Linked DNA regions of Homo sapiens: all the other regions are linked to region 1. A link is an interaction called in ENCODE POLR2A ChIA-PET data of the cell type or tissue named here. Cell type or tissue: MCF 10A. All regions are shown on one strand.

What was found. Peaks named below come from ENCODE experiments on the same cell type or tissue, not always from the same donor. Only the 100,000 strongest peaks of a DNase experiment are listed, where the experiment ranks them.
Region 2: POLR2A ChIA-PET joins it to region 1 with 22 read pairs; 3 of 35 experiments call an interaction of 5 or more read pairs at or near these places.
Region 3: POLR2A ChIA-PET joins it to region 1 with 13 read pairs; 2 of 35 experiments call an interaction of 5 or more read pairs at or near these places.

Annotation. Positions count from the first base shown.
Region 1 is chr1:233,110,010-233,115,009 of GRCh38, reverse strand. The region is part of intron 21 of PCNX2 (pecanex 2); the gene reads left to right. Among named protein-coding and RNA genes, the nearest start is that of NTPCR, 160 kb to the right of the region's middle. RefSeq lists an enhancer at 1-408. In MCF 10A, no CTCF peak of the experiment used is centred here; DNase peaks (open chromatin) are centred at 569, 1,349 and 1,899.
Region 2 is chr1:233,177,375-233,182,374 of GRCh38, reverse strand. PCNX2 (pecanex 2) reads left to right here. Exons shown (of 34, transcript NM_014801.4): 16 at 3,200-3,309; 17 at 4,477-4,573. Among named protein-coding and RNA genes, the nearest start is that of PCNX2, 120 kb to the left of the region's middle. RefSeq lists enhancers at 2,512-2,701, 2,031-3,230. In MCF 10A, no CTCF peak of the experiment used is centred here; a DNase peak (open chromatin) is centred at 2,524.
Region 3 is chr1:233,290,320-233,295,319 of GRCh38, reverse strand. All of the region lies in intron 1 of PCNX2 (pecanex 2), which reads left to right. Among named protein-coding and RNA genes, the nearest start is that of PCNX2, 2.9 kb to the left of the region's middle. RefSeq lists an enhancer at 160-209. In MCF 10A, no CTCF peak of the experiment used is centred here; DNase peaks (open chromatin) are centred at 239 and 2,979.

The sequences.
Region 1 (5,000 bases):
GTGCTCTGGAGGATAAGCCTGTGTGTTTTGCATTGTTTAATCTTCCCCACCTTCTACCAGAGCCGTGAGGGGATGTTTCTTGATCTTCACCATGAGAACCTAGTGGGGTTTCTGGAAGTAAAACCCCTGAAAGTGTAGGCCCTTCCCTAAGACCGTGGTGCCTGTGAGTTTCTTAATCTCATGGTAGGCCACCCTCAGCCTGTATAACTTCATGAAAATTATCATTTAAATGTTCCTAGGAGTTTATGGCCACAGCACCTTTTGCCCCACAGAAGCTAATCTGCATTGTGACTTTCTGGATGCGCCTGTCGCTCCGTAGTCCAGAGTTTTCTGTGACCGCTGCAATATCAGTGATCTGATGGGTTGAGACGAGCCATCAGTTTTCTGTTTATCCAGCTTCTTCTTCTTGTAAAAATAACTTCCAAGCTTTTTACATGCCACAGCAGAAACCAAACGTCTCTGAAGTCTTTCTTTCAAATCACAAGCCATATTTTGTACCTTCTCTGCCCAAAACCCTGTAATGACTCACCACTTCATACAGAGTAAAAGGCAAACCCATGACACTGGCCCAGCACCAACTGGTCTCCGTTCTTGCTCTGACCTCCTCTTCTGTTCTTCCTCATGCCCAACCCAGGTAGACTTGCAGTTCCTCCACTATGCCAGATGTGCTGCCACTGGAGACTCCACGCTCTGTTTCCTTTGTCTTTAAATGTTCCTCCCTTGATATCCACTGGACTCGATCCTTTTTTGAGCCTTTGCTCAGATCTCACCTTTTCAGTCAGGTTTGCCCTGACCCACCCAGTTTCATATTGTAATTTTACCCTACTTCACCGTTCACCCCAGGTTTCCAATCCTTTCACCCTTTTAAGTACTTGCACTACTTTTTACCTTTTTGTCATAGCCGTCATCATCTTATAACACACTTTATAATTGTTTATTATATTATTGTATCTCCCACTATTATTAAGTTCCTTGAAGGAAAAGATCTTTGTCTCTTTTGGTTACTGATAGAACCCCAATTTGCAGAACACAGTCAGGCACAGAGTAGATATGAAATAAAACTCCGGAATGTTGAATATTGCTCTCTTACAATGACTGTTCATTAGCATATCCTAAGTCACTTACAGAGGCTGACTTGAACTCAGTGCTATTCGAGTCTGCACAGGCTCAGGAGTAAAGACTGGTTTGCAGAAGTTCCATGCAGCCACTGCATAGGCAAAACACATTTTCTGGGCTTTCAGGGATACATTTGCACTCTCAGCTGCCACCCAGGATGGTTCAGGGAAAGAATTTCACAAGCTCTGCACTATGCCTGAAAACAAAGAACACACACCTCTAGTGCGTCTGTGTTCCCAGGAAGACCGGAAATGCCTCAGTGGTGAGACCACTGCTGTATTTCTTTCTTTCCTACCTTACACAACATCTTACAAGAGGCAGGCTCGTAATAATTACTCAGCACATATTGACTGAATTCATTTGAGAGCTTCCGAGATGGAAAACTGTTTTTTTGAGAAATAAACTCTTAGCTTGGATGCAGGGGTTGGGTGGCGTTTTATTATTCTAGAGAGATGCTGACTCATAGTGGTGGGGGAAGGGAGTACGGGGAGAAGCAAGGCTTTTAGACTGAGCCTATGGATTACTTAGATTTCCTCCTCTGGCTTCTCAAGGTGTATGTTTTGATTTTCTTGGCTTCTTATGAATCTTGTTCAGCTGTCTAGCTGCTGCCTGCTGTCCTGTTCACAGTGGGGAGTTAGCACAGGGCCAGTAGAGCTGTGAGTTTGTTGCTCTGTGCTGTCTAGTCATCAGAATCCCTCTTGCAAAACCAGGAAGAATAAACCACAATCTGCTTCTAGCTGTAAATCTACCCTGGTGATGACAAGCTGATGTCACCCAACTGGCCAGCTCACTGCGTTGTGACCACAGCCTGTGGCTGCATTCTTAGTGTTGTATTGTGTAATTGCAGGAAAGTGCCTGCACAGAACCTACACATCCCTTAAAGATTTACAGCCTAACACATCCACTTTCTTGTCTTCTCCTCCCTAGGACGGCACCCACACACAAAGAGGATGATTTCCCTTAACTCAAACCATGCAAGTTACTGCAGTTCATCTCATGGGAGGGGCTGAAATACACGCTAGTAACTCCTCTGCCCTTCAGCCTTCAAAGTAAGAGTCAGCTTTTTCTCCCCATTTGGGACATCAAGCCTAGCATGTAAGACTTAAAATTTTTTTCTTCATTTTTGCTTAATTCTCATGCCAAAGTATACTATAATAAATATGTGAATTTAGTTATATTGTTCAAAGATCTACACAGACACATTCATCCCGCTAACACATCAAAGAAGTATTTACGAACGCCCATCTTTTTAAAAAGTTTGCAGCATTCTCTGCTGAAAGAGAGAATTCTCACTGGTTAAATGTTGCAGTCCCTCTGGGCAGTGATGTGCCTTCATTAATAGAGAGAATTGAAGAGCCAGAGCTGGTAAATCTTCTAAGGAGCAGGGAAGTAAGGTGTGCTTAAGGCACAAAGGCTACTTGAGTGGCTTCAGGAATTCAAGACAGGTGACAACTCTAGACTCACTTGCTGAAAGAATTTTGAAAACCTTGCTCATTCAGCACCTAGGAGTGCCCTCTGAAAGGCCCTCCTTAAAGTGCTTCCAGAATAGAGAACTCAATCTGGTGAAGCGCCAGGGAAGCCTTTTCCTTGCAAGGCTGACCACTGGCATGTGCCTTCCTGTGCTGGCTGTAGGCATCTTGTTTTATAGGATGTACATTTGGAACCTGCAGATTTCAATTCTATACCAGGTGCTCATATTTAGGACAAGATCTTCAAGGTCACAGATTTTCCCATTCTTTCTTTCCTTGAACTAGCAGTTTTGGAAGTACTTTGAGTGGTCCAAACCATGGTGTTTCTACCTTAGGTGAAGAAAGGCTATGAATGAGACTGAGATAGTTACTATAAAATTTGAAACATCCAGGGAGGAAGAGAGGATAAATACCTGTCTTATCAGAAAAAGCAGTGGCAATTGCAAAGATGTGACATGTAAATGAGAATCATGAAGTAATCGGAAAAATTCCATTGAACCCAAGCTCCTATAGCCTATGCGCTTGATGAACTGGAACAATACCTGAGGCCTTCAGTCACTTGTTTCACTTTCTGAAAAGCATTAACTGAAATACCTACTATGATCCTACAAATCTTCTAGAAGATAAAAGTAAAACTGTAAATAATACCAGTGCCTGCTGCCAATGACAGTGCATTCTAATGGGGGATGCAGGAGAGACAGACATATAAAAAATAATTTGGGGCTGAGTGTGGTGGCTCACACCTGTAACCCCAGCACTTTGGGAGGCCGAGGTGGGCAGATCGCTTGAGCTCAGGCATTCAAGACCACCCTGGACAACATAGGGAGACTCCATCTCTACAAAAAATTCAAACATTAGCTAAGTGTGGTGGTGCTACTTGGGAGGCTACTTTGGAGGCTGAGGTGGGATGATCGCTTGAACCTGGGAGGTTGAGGCTGCAGTGAGCCATGATTATGCCACTTCACTCCAGCCTGGACAACAGAGCAAGACTCTGTCTCAAAAAATAAAAAATGAAAAATAAATAATTTTGAAACAATCTCATAAGTGCAACCAGTAAAATAACCTGTATTTATGAGTACTTATAATATTCTGGTTCTTGAGCTAAAAATGTACATGGATGACCTCATTCAATCTTCACAATAAATTGCTGAGGTAGGTAGGCACCAGTCTGCTGTGCAGATGAGAAAACTGAGGCTCAGTGGACTGAAACCCATCTCACAACTAATAAGAGGCAGACCTAGCATCAGAACCCGGGTCTGACTCCAGTGCCCATTCTTGCTGCCAAGATTCTGTACGACTTTCCGTGTGATAAAAAATGATATGCCAAATATTTTAAGAGTCTCTAGAAGGAGACAAGTGATCAGGGCAGTGGAGAGAAGGATAACAGGATAATCTTTGAGGGGATGTCACTTTGAACTACTTCTTTATTCCATTTTATTTCTTCTACTGACATATTATTTGTGCCATTTAAAAGTCATTCTCTTATATTAGGAATATAAAAGTTAATTCGTCAGTATCTGCCTTTAAAGGTATATGTGTGGTGTTGTTACACTACACAGAAAGTGGTATATTATTTAAATAATATAAATTTAAATATATATTAAATTTAAATAATATTACGTTTAAATAATATACCACTTTATATGTAGTGTGAGGAATTTTAACATTATTTCTCCTTCCTTTCCTTTGTGCTATTATTGTCATATATTTATTCTTACATATGCTAAGAACACACAATCCGTTGTTTACTATTCTTGCTTTAGAGGAAAATTGCTCTTTTAGAGCAATTAAAAATTTCTAAACATGATTTTAATTTATTTATTTCATTCCCAATGCTCTATATCTTTGTGTAGATTCAAGTTTCTGACCTGAAGTTTTCTTCTGCCTGAAGAACTTTCTTGAACAGCTCTTGAGTGTAGGCCTATTGGCAAGACATTTTGTCAGTTTTGTTTGCATGAGAAAGTATTTCTCTTATATTTTTGAAAGATATTTTTGCTGGGAATAGAATTCTATGTTGATAGTTCCACAAGATGGCAGTTCTCCCAGCCATCTTAGCACTTTATAGATGTCCCTCTATGACCTGCTGGCTTGCATGGTTTCTGAGGAGTCTTCTGCAAGGCTTACCTTTGTTCTTCTCTGTGGAATATGTCTTTTTTCTGGCTGCCTTCAAGATTTCTTTTTGTCGTTTGTTTTCAGCAGTTTGAATATATGTCTTTTGTTTCCAGCAGTTGTTGCATATGGTTTTTGTTGTTTGTTTATTTATTCATTTGTTCATTTGTATATTTATGCTCCTTGGTACTATCTGATCTTCCTTTTTTTAATTTTTTTTATTTTTTGAGACAGGGTCTCCCTCTGTCACCCAGGCTGGAGTGCAGTGGCACCATCTCAGCTCACTATAACCTCTGCCTCCTGGGT
Region 2 (5,000 bases), 67 kb before region 1:
GTGGAAGCCTTAACCAGACAGGATGCAATGGAAAGAAGAAGCAAATTGGAGCAGCATTGAAAATGTGTATTGATGGCACACAAGGATCAGGAGACTGTTGAGACGGTGGGAAAGAAACAGCTCTCAGGTGTCCGTCATCAAGTGGGGGCTGCATTGACCCCTCCCATGTCAAAAACTTAAATCACCTGGGTTACAGAAAAGCACCCTCACAACAACCATTGAGTAGGTATTGTTTTCCCTTGTTAAAGAAGAGGAACCCAATGGTCAGAGATGTCTAGTAACTTAGCCAGTGTCACACAGCTCATGGTAGGACCTCCACTCATGGGAGTTACCCGGCTTGACAGAGACTACTGAGTCATTCACTGATGACCAGGAGTGAAATGTGGAGCTCAGACCTTCGAAAGGCTGAGATGGCACTGAAATAAAAAAGAGGGATAGTGTATGCTATAGACTGAATGTGTCCCTCAAAATTCATGTTGAAACCTAATCCCCAATGTAATGGTATTGGAGGCGAGGGCTTTGTGAGGTGATTACAGATATTGAGGGAGGAGTCCTCATGAATCAGATCAGTGTCCTTGTAAAAGAGGCCCTAGAATGCTCTCTTGCATCTTCTACCATGTGAGAACACAACAAAAAGGCATCATCTAGGAGTCAGGAAGCAGGGCCTCCCCAGACAACAAACCTTCTCCTTCCTGCACCTTGACCTTGGGCTTTCAGTGCCCAGAACTGTGAGAAATAAATTTCTGTGGTTTATAAGCCACCCAGTCTATGATATTTTCTTATATCAGCCCGAACAGACTAAGAGTACAGTAGCTTTCAAGGGCAACTGGATCAAGGGGAAGGAGAACTTTTTTTATTTGTTAAAGATGTCAGCAACTGGCCGGGTATGGTGGCTCACCCTTTAATCCCAGCACTTTGCGAGGCCGAGGCAGGCAGATCACCTGAGGTCAGGAGTTCGAAACCAGTCTGACCAACATGGTGAAACCCCGTCTCTACTATAATAAAAAATTAGCTGGGTGTGGTGGTGTGTGCCTGTAATCCCAGCTACTTGGGAAGCTGAGGTATGAGAATTGCTTGAACCCGGGAGGTGGAGTTTGCAGTGAGCTGAGATTGTATGACTGCACTCTAGCCTGGGTGATAGAGAGTGACTCCAGCTCAAAAAAAAAAAAAAAAAAGTCAGCAACTTGAGCATTTTTATAGGCGGGGCAGAGGGGACCAATGAAAAGAAAGTAGGACATCCTAGTGTGAGGGGAGAGTTGGGCTCAGGGAAGGAGGAAGTACACCTCTCCCTTGGACACTGGAAGGGAAGGCGTTGCTGATGAAAACTCCAAAGAAAGAAGAGGTCCGTGCAGGATGCCTCATCACTGGGTTTGAGCTTTTCAGCAAAATTGGTGGGGAAGACATCTGCACAGAATTAGAAAAATAATAAATGCAGACATGGTACCTTAGAGTGCTGGAAAAGGCACCCCACCCTCGGGGAAGCTGATCTGAGAGGCATGCAGGGCGTCCTGGTGTGGGGAGCTGTGTGGAGAGTGCGTCTGGAGGCAGTGAGTCTTACTTCCTGACTTTGTAGCCATGCAGCTCAGCAGCCTCAGGAAGACTCAGCTCCCTGCAATTTGCTTTACAGGTACTGCTCTCGGGCGTTTAGACTTCCACAATGGGGAAGATAAAAGAAATACATTTTAATTTCTAGGAAAATGAAGCATGTAAAAATAAAATCACTTGCTCTATCCAGTGTATCATTTGCTTTTCCAGACTATTTTAGCAGTTACAGTGGACAACTGCTAAGCACACTTGACTCATTCATTTGTAGATTTCATTATAAGCACCACAATTAACCCATCTTAAAAAAAAATCTTGACAGAAAAGTATTTAAGTTCTTGACTAAATTCAGCTTTCAGAAGGCATCAGTGATTCTGCTGATGGTGATTGAGAAGATTAAATATGTAGATGTTTTCTTCTTGGTGTATGAGAGACATGTTTGTGTTGGTGGGAGCACCAGGTGTGTGTGGGAGAGGAGCTGGAGTCCCAGGCCACCACACTGGTTGGGGTGGTAACATGTATTTCCCATGTTCTGCTCTGCCAGGCCGAATACAATGTGTTGATAACTGACATCTGTGCTTCTATCAAATTAAACCTGAAGTGCCTCTTTTCATTTCAAATAACTTTGCTCTTTCCTCAGGTGATTATCTTTAATCTTTGTTAGAAATGCTTGTTCCCTGGTGCCACAAAGAAATAGCACTCGAACATAAATTTAATTCTCTCAGCAAGGCCATTTTTACTTCCTGCAGAAAGGGTGCTCTATGCAGATGGAACAATGGCGAGAGCACGCTTGAACAAAGGAAAAGCAGACATATTTATCCCTTACACATTTGGGTCGTCCTTACTGCTGTGTCTGGCATCCATTGGCTGGAGCTGGACCTCACAGTCTTAAACAGATACCCTATTTGCTAATAGCTTAACACTTTCTTAAACAGGTAAGTGCAAGGGAGAACAAAGAAGAAGAGAAAGTTGCTCATGAAAGGTTTAAGGAAGCAATAACATTTCCAAATAGGGAAGGGGCATAAGCTATGAGCTAAGACTTGCCTGGGCCTGTCCAGACATGCTTGAGTAAGCCAAAGCAACTAACTGGGCTAAAGTGTAAGAACTGATAGTTGATAGGAGGCTTTAGAGTAAGAAGCTATTATTCCTAGTGTCTATTATTATATTTTTAAACCAAGACAAGCTTTGAAGAGGAACTTTTCTACTTTCTACAATCTTTATCAGGTTTTCAGTTCATTAGTCTATTTAATCTCTTATGTCATTTTTACATTTTTTATGCCATTTAGACCATCAATTAATAAACATTGAGAAATACAATTATTATAATTGTTAATTATTATATTGAATTCAGAGGAGGGACACATGTTTAATATTACATTCTATAGAACATTCTAAGCTTAATTTCAGGAAAGATTCAGTTTTATTCTTATAAGTATGTATAATTAGTCAAAAAGTTCCTTATCAAAATCAATGTCTATAAACCAACAGGTGAGTTTTTTGTGTGCCCACCAGATGCTTATATGTCCGTGGGCAGGAATAATCATGGGAATAACTCATCCATCCAGCTGGACCTTGGGGATATTTCTAAATGTCTGATAGAGATCCTGCTATTCACACAGCTGTGGAGTGACTTGGCTAACTGATGTCTTTTCTTTAGGAACCGTGGAGCATGCAACACATCCCGGCACTGTTTTCGGCCTTCTGTGGCCTCTTGGTCGCCCTTTCTTACCATCTGAGCCGTCAGAGCAGTGACCCATCTGTACTCATGTGAGTGGTCTATGCCTGTGCTCTCTCATCACTGAGCTGGGGGCATAGTTCCTGCAGCTTTGTGCCCTGACTGAGATGGGCAGACAGCAATTCACTGCCCATTGTGATTTGACTCTCATTATTAAACTAGCTGGTCACTCACTAGAGGAGGGAAGGAGAAATACAGGACCAGCCAGAAACTAATAACAATTAAAAATGAACATCTAGCAAACATTTTAGTTTTGCTCTTTTGATTTTGGAGTAAAATGCACAGTGGCAGGAACAGAGGGTCGATAGCACCCAAGCCCTGTTGTGACTTTCCCTTGGGTGAGCTGGGTAAGAAGCTGCCTCCTCAACAATACCCTCTCTAGATCCATTAACTACATCCCTGCCTTTACTCTAGGCAGTTACCCTGGGGAGACTAAACCAGCACCTCTGAAAAGAAAGATTTTGTTTGATTTTATTGTTTTGTTGTTGTTGTTGTTCCCAATCTGGCCAACGTCCTCTGGATTTAAAGTGAAATTTGCACCAAAGTGTTAAAATGTATTTAATGTAATGCTTAGTAATGTGAAAGTATACATTACAATCTTCCCTTTAATCATATCTTTAAGTTTTGGTAACGTGTACTCTGGCACTGGAAATCTTTCATGTGATGCCACAGTGAGTTTAAGATATTGACAGTAGCATCTTATGTAATTTGTTTAAATTTATGAAAGATTTTGATTTAAGATAACCGTAACTCTTTGAAGACCAGAGACACCATAATTTTAGGCCATGAGGTGCAGTAGTGTGAAAGGCATGAAAAATGGGGGAAACAAAAGTTAAACATGGTTCACACAATTTTTAGTGTCAATTGTATTAGTGCAATGTTCACTTTTTGCTGCTAATTGTGAAGATGAAGCCCTAGTGGGCTAGCAGAGATGGAGGACCTTCCCCATGTCCCACTGCTGACAATAGAGGGCAATGATACTGCTAAGGTACTTGACTGCTCTCATTAGGATGAAATTTACAAATCAAAACACTATCTTTATGATCACTTGAACATGCACCTCTTTTTATTATAAATTTTTAAATGAAGAGAGCACTTGTTTTTGTCATGTGTGGGTGTGAGATCTAAGGTGAAGTTATTTACCGAAAACACTGTCCCAGGAACATCTTTGATGAAGTATTGTGTTTTTCCACTTTCAGGTCCTTCATCCAATGCAGGCTGTTTCCTAAATTTTTACATCAAAATCTGGCAGAGTCAGCTGCTGACCCTCTCCCCAAGAAGATGAAAGATTCAGTGGTGAGACATTTGCGTTGTGTAATGTAGCATAGGAGGGCCTCATCTTTCAGCAGAGATCAGGCTCTCAATGGAGCTCTAGGCAGGTGGACATGAGAAGGACTAGGACAGAAAGATACACCTCGCTTGGTACCTGGCACACTGGGCTGTTGAGCTGCCTGCCAGGTGCAGCCCTATTTGAAACGCTTGCTCTCCGGTGCTGTAAAGAATATCACTTGAAAGTAAATTTAACTTACTCAGCAAGGCCATTTTTATACTTTCTGCAGAAAGGGTACACTCGCCAGCAGTTTTGCCATGAGAGTACACCAAACAAAGGAGACAGGGTCATTTATAACCTGACACATCCACCTTACTGCTGTGTCCGGTTTCCATTGGCTGGAATGGGGCCTCACATTCTATATTTGTCCCGATTGGCTAGCAACTTAGAACT
Region 3 (5,000 bases), 180 kb before region 1:
GGGGAGGGTCCGGTCCCGGGGAGCTGTGGGTATGGAGGGAAGAAGGAGAAAGGAACCACAGACGTGCCATCAGCCTCACGGGCTTTCGGGTTCGTAGAGATTCTTAAGAGACGGAAAGGGAGGGGCTTCAGAAATTTGGGACAGAGAACATGCAGGGAAAGGGGACTGTGAGGATTCACTGGAAAAGAAAAGAAGTAGACAGGACTGCGGGGGCTCGGGGACTCATTAAGAATTGATGCCGGATGTTAGGATGAGTCACTCTGCTTGTGGCAGGGAGCGTGCAGCCTGTTTTGTAGGTGGGTAACTCTAGGCCTTAGAGCTGGGTAGCTTGGGATAATGTTTGGTGTGAAATGCTGTAGATTGTAGCCAAGAGGAAAAACGAAATGTAAAAAGCAGACTCATTTCAGTTATTGTCCCCTTTTTCCCCCCTCACCTTCTTTCTTGTTTTGCTTTGAGAAGGCAGTTCAGTTATCAGTTACTCACATTGTAATTTCTACACCACTATGTATAGAAATCTGTAGGAAGATATAATAATGGATAAATCTAATGTACTTTATGCTAAACAAAGTATTACAACATTTAGATGGGGCTTGACATTTTAGTGGGGTTATGGTAAGTGAGTGCTTGCTGAAGAACTACATAGATGGCCTTCTTAGGTAAATTATACGTAATTAAAACAATGGTTTACCTGCTTTGAAAAGCTGTACAGGTAAGGTGTTCCATGTCTTATTAAACTTTACGTGCCAAGAATCTAATTTTGGTATGTCGGTTGGAGGACTTTATTCCTAACACATTATTTGATCATTTTTTTTACAGCAAAAATCGTCAATGAGTTTGCATGACTGATGGATTCCGAGTTTGACATTTGTGATTGGGTTTCTCTTTACTCTTTTTCCGGCAGTGTATCCAAAGGGTCAGAACTCTGGGTGTGAAGTCATGATGCCTAGGTTAAATTTTGGGTCTACTGGTTACCAGTTCTGTGACCTTGGGGAGGTTATTTACCATATCTCATTTTTCATTTTCTTATCTGTAAAATGAGAAAAAGTAATAGTACCAGATTTACAGATTGTTTTAGGGATTAAATGAGATAGTACATATAAAGCCACAGGTCTGTCTTGACCTGAGATTGGACTCAGGCCTTGGGTTTACAATTCTGTTCTGCTACTTATTAGCTGTTTGGTCTGATACTGAACTTTTCTAAAACTTAGCATTCATATCATTAAAACGGATGTGATCATCACAATCACCACTTCACAGAAAAATTAACCAAAATTATATATAAAAAGCATTAAATACAGAAACTGCTTGGAAACCCTGCAATAAATGCAAGTTTATTTCTTCTTTCTGATTCTCCGCACCATTTTTCTTAACCCATTTTTCCTTAGCCTATGGGCCCCAGTGGTTTCTCTTTTCCTAGAGGGACAGCATAGCAAAGTCATGAGGAGCACAGCCCTCACCAGGGTGAAATCCTGGTTCTGCTGCTCACTAGACCTAATATGAGCTTGAGCAAGCTTCACCTTCCTTGTTTGTAAAGCAGGGATAATTACAGTACCTCCCTTATAGGGTGAATATGAGAACTGAGTGAATTAATAGATGAAAGTACTTCTTAGTACCTGTCACACAGAGAGTGCTCAGTAAGAGATAGCCCTTTTTAATCCTTCCCCATCTTCTAAAATCTCTCCATCCTTATGTTTTCTGATTTAGCTAGAATTAATTTCTCTTCTCCCTTGCCCTTATACCATTCTGTATTTACTATTAGTTTTACAGCATTCTGTAGTTAGACTATTAGCATTAATAGTACTTTTCGAATTCTGTCTGGTACTTAGTTGTTGGAACATGTATTTCACTTCTATGTCTAGATCATAAGCTTTTTTGAGGGCATGGATTTTTATGTTGTTTATTCATCTTGGTTTTTCCTTGTACATAGCAGAGTGCTCTGCATTTGGTAACACTGATCTCATATATAATTAACTTGTGTGTCTCTTTCTTTTCCAACTAGCATTAAATAGTCTACCTCACTATACTTTTTGAATATTTCCTAAGAATAAAAGCAATATATTTTCCACCTATAATTCCACTCCTCAGAAACCACCACATTCGCATTTAATGTTGTGTTCCTGCAGATGTTTTTTCCTATGCATATGGGCTCATTTTTATAAAACTCTACTTAAGATTTGATGTCTACGTATGGTCAGAACCCTTAATTTCTACCTAACTATGCTTTATTGAGTAGCTTGATTTAGATCTTGTGTTTGTGAGTAGGAAATTGTCCTTCATTAATTTGCTTTTTGATGATATTTAAATGTAATTTTCAGCTAAATCTCAAAATTTTAGAAAGTAAAGTCTGAGACCTTAAATAATTTTGCTTTTATATCAGACTTTAAAAAAAAACAGATATGCCCAAATTGTTATATCTCTATGCCAGCATGCCTTTAACTATTATAGAATAATTGTATGTGGGTACAGTTACTGTTATGCTACTTTTTAATATATAGCCTGCGTTATTAAAAACATGACAGGTTATTTTTTTCTTGCTTTGGTCTTCTGGTTTCTGAAAGTGCCCTTGAAATAAAAGGCCCTCTTCCCCAAATGGAGGCTTTGTTCTTCAGATCTTCGTGCTTAAATATATTCCTCTGCACTTCAGTGTTGCCTGTGATTGTTAATGTCTTTTTCAATTTGTTCATTTACAATCATTTGTTCCAAGAAGATACCTGACTGCTTACTGACAGCAGGGGCTTAGTCAAAGTTCTGTGAACTTTTCTGTTTTCTTTTTGTTTACAATTTTAGTTTAAACATGTTTAAGAAAGTTTTGGTTGGGTGTGGTGGCTCATGCCTGTAATCCCAGCACTTTGGGAGGCCAAGTTGGGTGGATCCCTTGAGATTAGGAGCACAAGACCAGCTTGGCTAACATAGTGAAATCCTGTCTTTACTAAAAAGACAAAAAATTAGCTGGGCGTGGTGGTGCATGCCTGCAATCCCAGTGACTCATGAAGGCTGAGACAGGAGAATCGCTTGAATCCTGGAGGCAGAGGTTGCAGTGAGCCAAGATCACGCCACTGCACTCCAGGCTGGGTGACAGAGCAAAACTCCATCTCAAAAAAAAAAAAAAAAAAAAAAGAAAGAAAGAAAGAAAGTTTCACTATTGAAAGGATCCACTTTTTAATATAACAGATACTTTGAGTATTTTAAATATTTTTATTATTAATTATTGAGGCAAATTTATTTATAATCCCTAGAATGTACTTAGATCTGGGTGATAATGTGGAAAATAGTGATTAATTAGCATTTATAAACTATGTATATATTTGTGAGAAATGTTTGGAAATGTACAACTGAAAACAGTAAGTCAATTTGGATAACTTGGAAAGAGTATTCAGAGCAGTTTTCTTTACAGCAGGGGCATATGGGCATGATTCTGGCCTTGTGTAAGTTCTGAGAGCACTAGCCTCATGTCAAATACACAGTTCCCAACCTCCTTTTCTTTTGGACAAACTGAAAGATGGTTAGTCTTGAGAGATATTTAAATTGTCACTTATTACATGTGTTTTGTCTTTATTCTTTTGAGATGATAATTAATGGAGATTCAGAGCAGAGTGTTCTTTACAGCAGGGGCATATGGGCATGATTCTGGCCTGTGTAAGTCCTGAGAGCACTAGCCTCATGTCAAAAGACACAGTTCCCATTCTTCCTCTTTTTTTTTTTTTTTTTTTTGAGACAGAGTTTCGCTGTTGTTGCCCAGGCTGGAGTGCAATGGCGCAATCTCGGCTCACCGCAACCTCCACCTCCCGGGTTCAAGCGATTCTCCTGCCTCAGCCTCCCGAGTAGCTGGGAGTACAGGCATGCGCCACCACCCTGGCTAATTTTGTATTTTTAGTAGAGGTGGGGTTTCTCCATGTTGGTCAAGCTGGTCTTGAACTCCCGACATCAGGTGATCCGCCCGCCTTGGCCTCTCAAAGTGCTGGGATTACAGGCGTGAGCCACCATGCCTGGCTCGTTCTTCCTCTTATCAATTGTGTGGCCTTATGCAAGTCACCTTACTTCTCCAGACCTCAGTTTAATCATCTGTAAAATGGGGATAACACTTTCATTTTATAGGTTTAGCAACTGAGGTCCAGGGAGAGTCAGCTATTTGCCCACAGTCATCTATAGTCAGTGGTAAAATCCAGCATTTAGCTGAGGTCCTGTAGCATCCGAGTCTTTGGCCCTTCCAGGACATTATGCTGCCTGACATACTACATATAAGAGCACTTTGAAGGCTGTGAAACCGTGGAGCCACCTGCAGTGGAATTATGATTATGCCAGTGGCATTGTGGTCAACTCCACTGGAGAGGAAGAGTTGAGTGGTGGGAAGAATGGGTTGGAACTTTCACATCCTTCAAGACCCCATGCCGGGCAACATTAGACTTAATTTTCCAGGCCTGGCATATATGTTTGTATGGGCAGCCCTTTCCCCGCTTGTGGACAGAAAGCCTGTCTTTCGTTCTATGGCTGGAGCTTTCTGTTTCCTTTCCTTTAACTTTAGCCAGACTTGTTCTGTTTCCAGTTCTGCTTTTTAAAATTTAATCTTAGAGACCTTCTTTGATAAGACCTACATCATTTCTAATTGCTATAATTATAATTAATAGGATTATCTGTCAAGCACTAGCATAGCACTAGGCAAATAGTAAGCACCCAACACATTCTAATTGTTATTACAGCTAATTGGTGACATTTCTATGACAGTCTGCAGCCGTTTCCCATTCTGGTGTGTCATTATTTTTTCTTAGATCTCGATTCCTCTTTTTTCAATCAATGTTTTCCCAAGATTTTACTATAAAAAGTTTAAAACATACAACAAAGCTGAAATAATTTTACTGTGTGCAGCTATATACATAGCACTTTGAGTTTACCCCATGAACATTTTACTCTACTTGCTTTATCACCTTTCTATCCATTTGTCCATCCTTCTAGCGATCCCTTATTCTACTTTATTTTCTTGATGCATTTCAAAGTAAACTGCA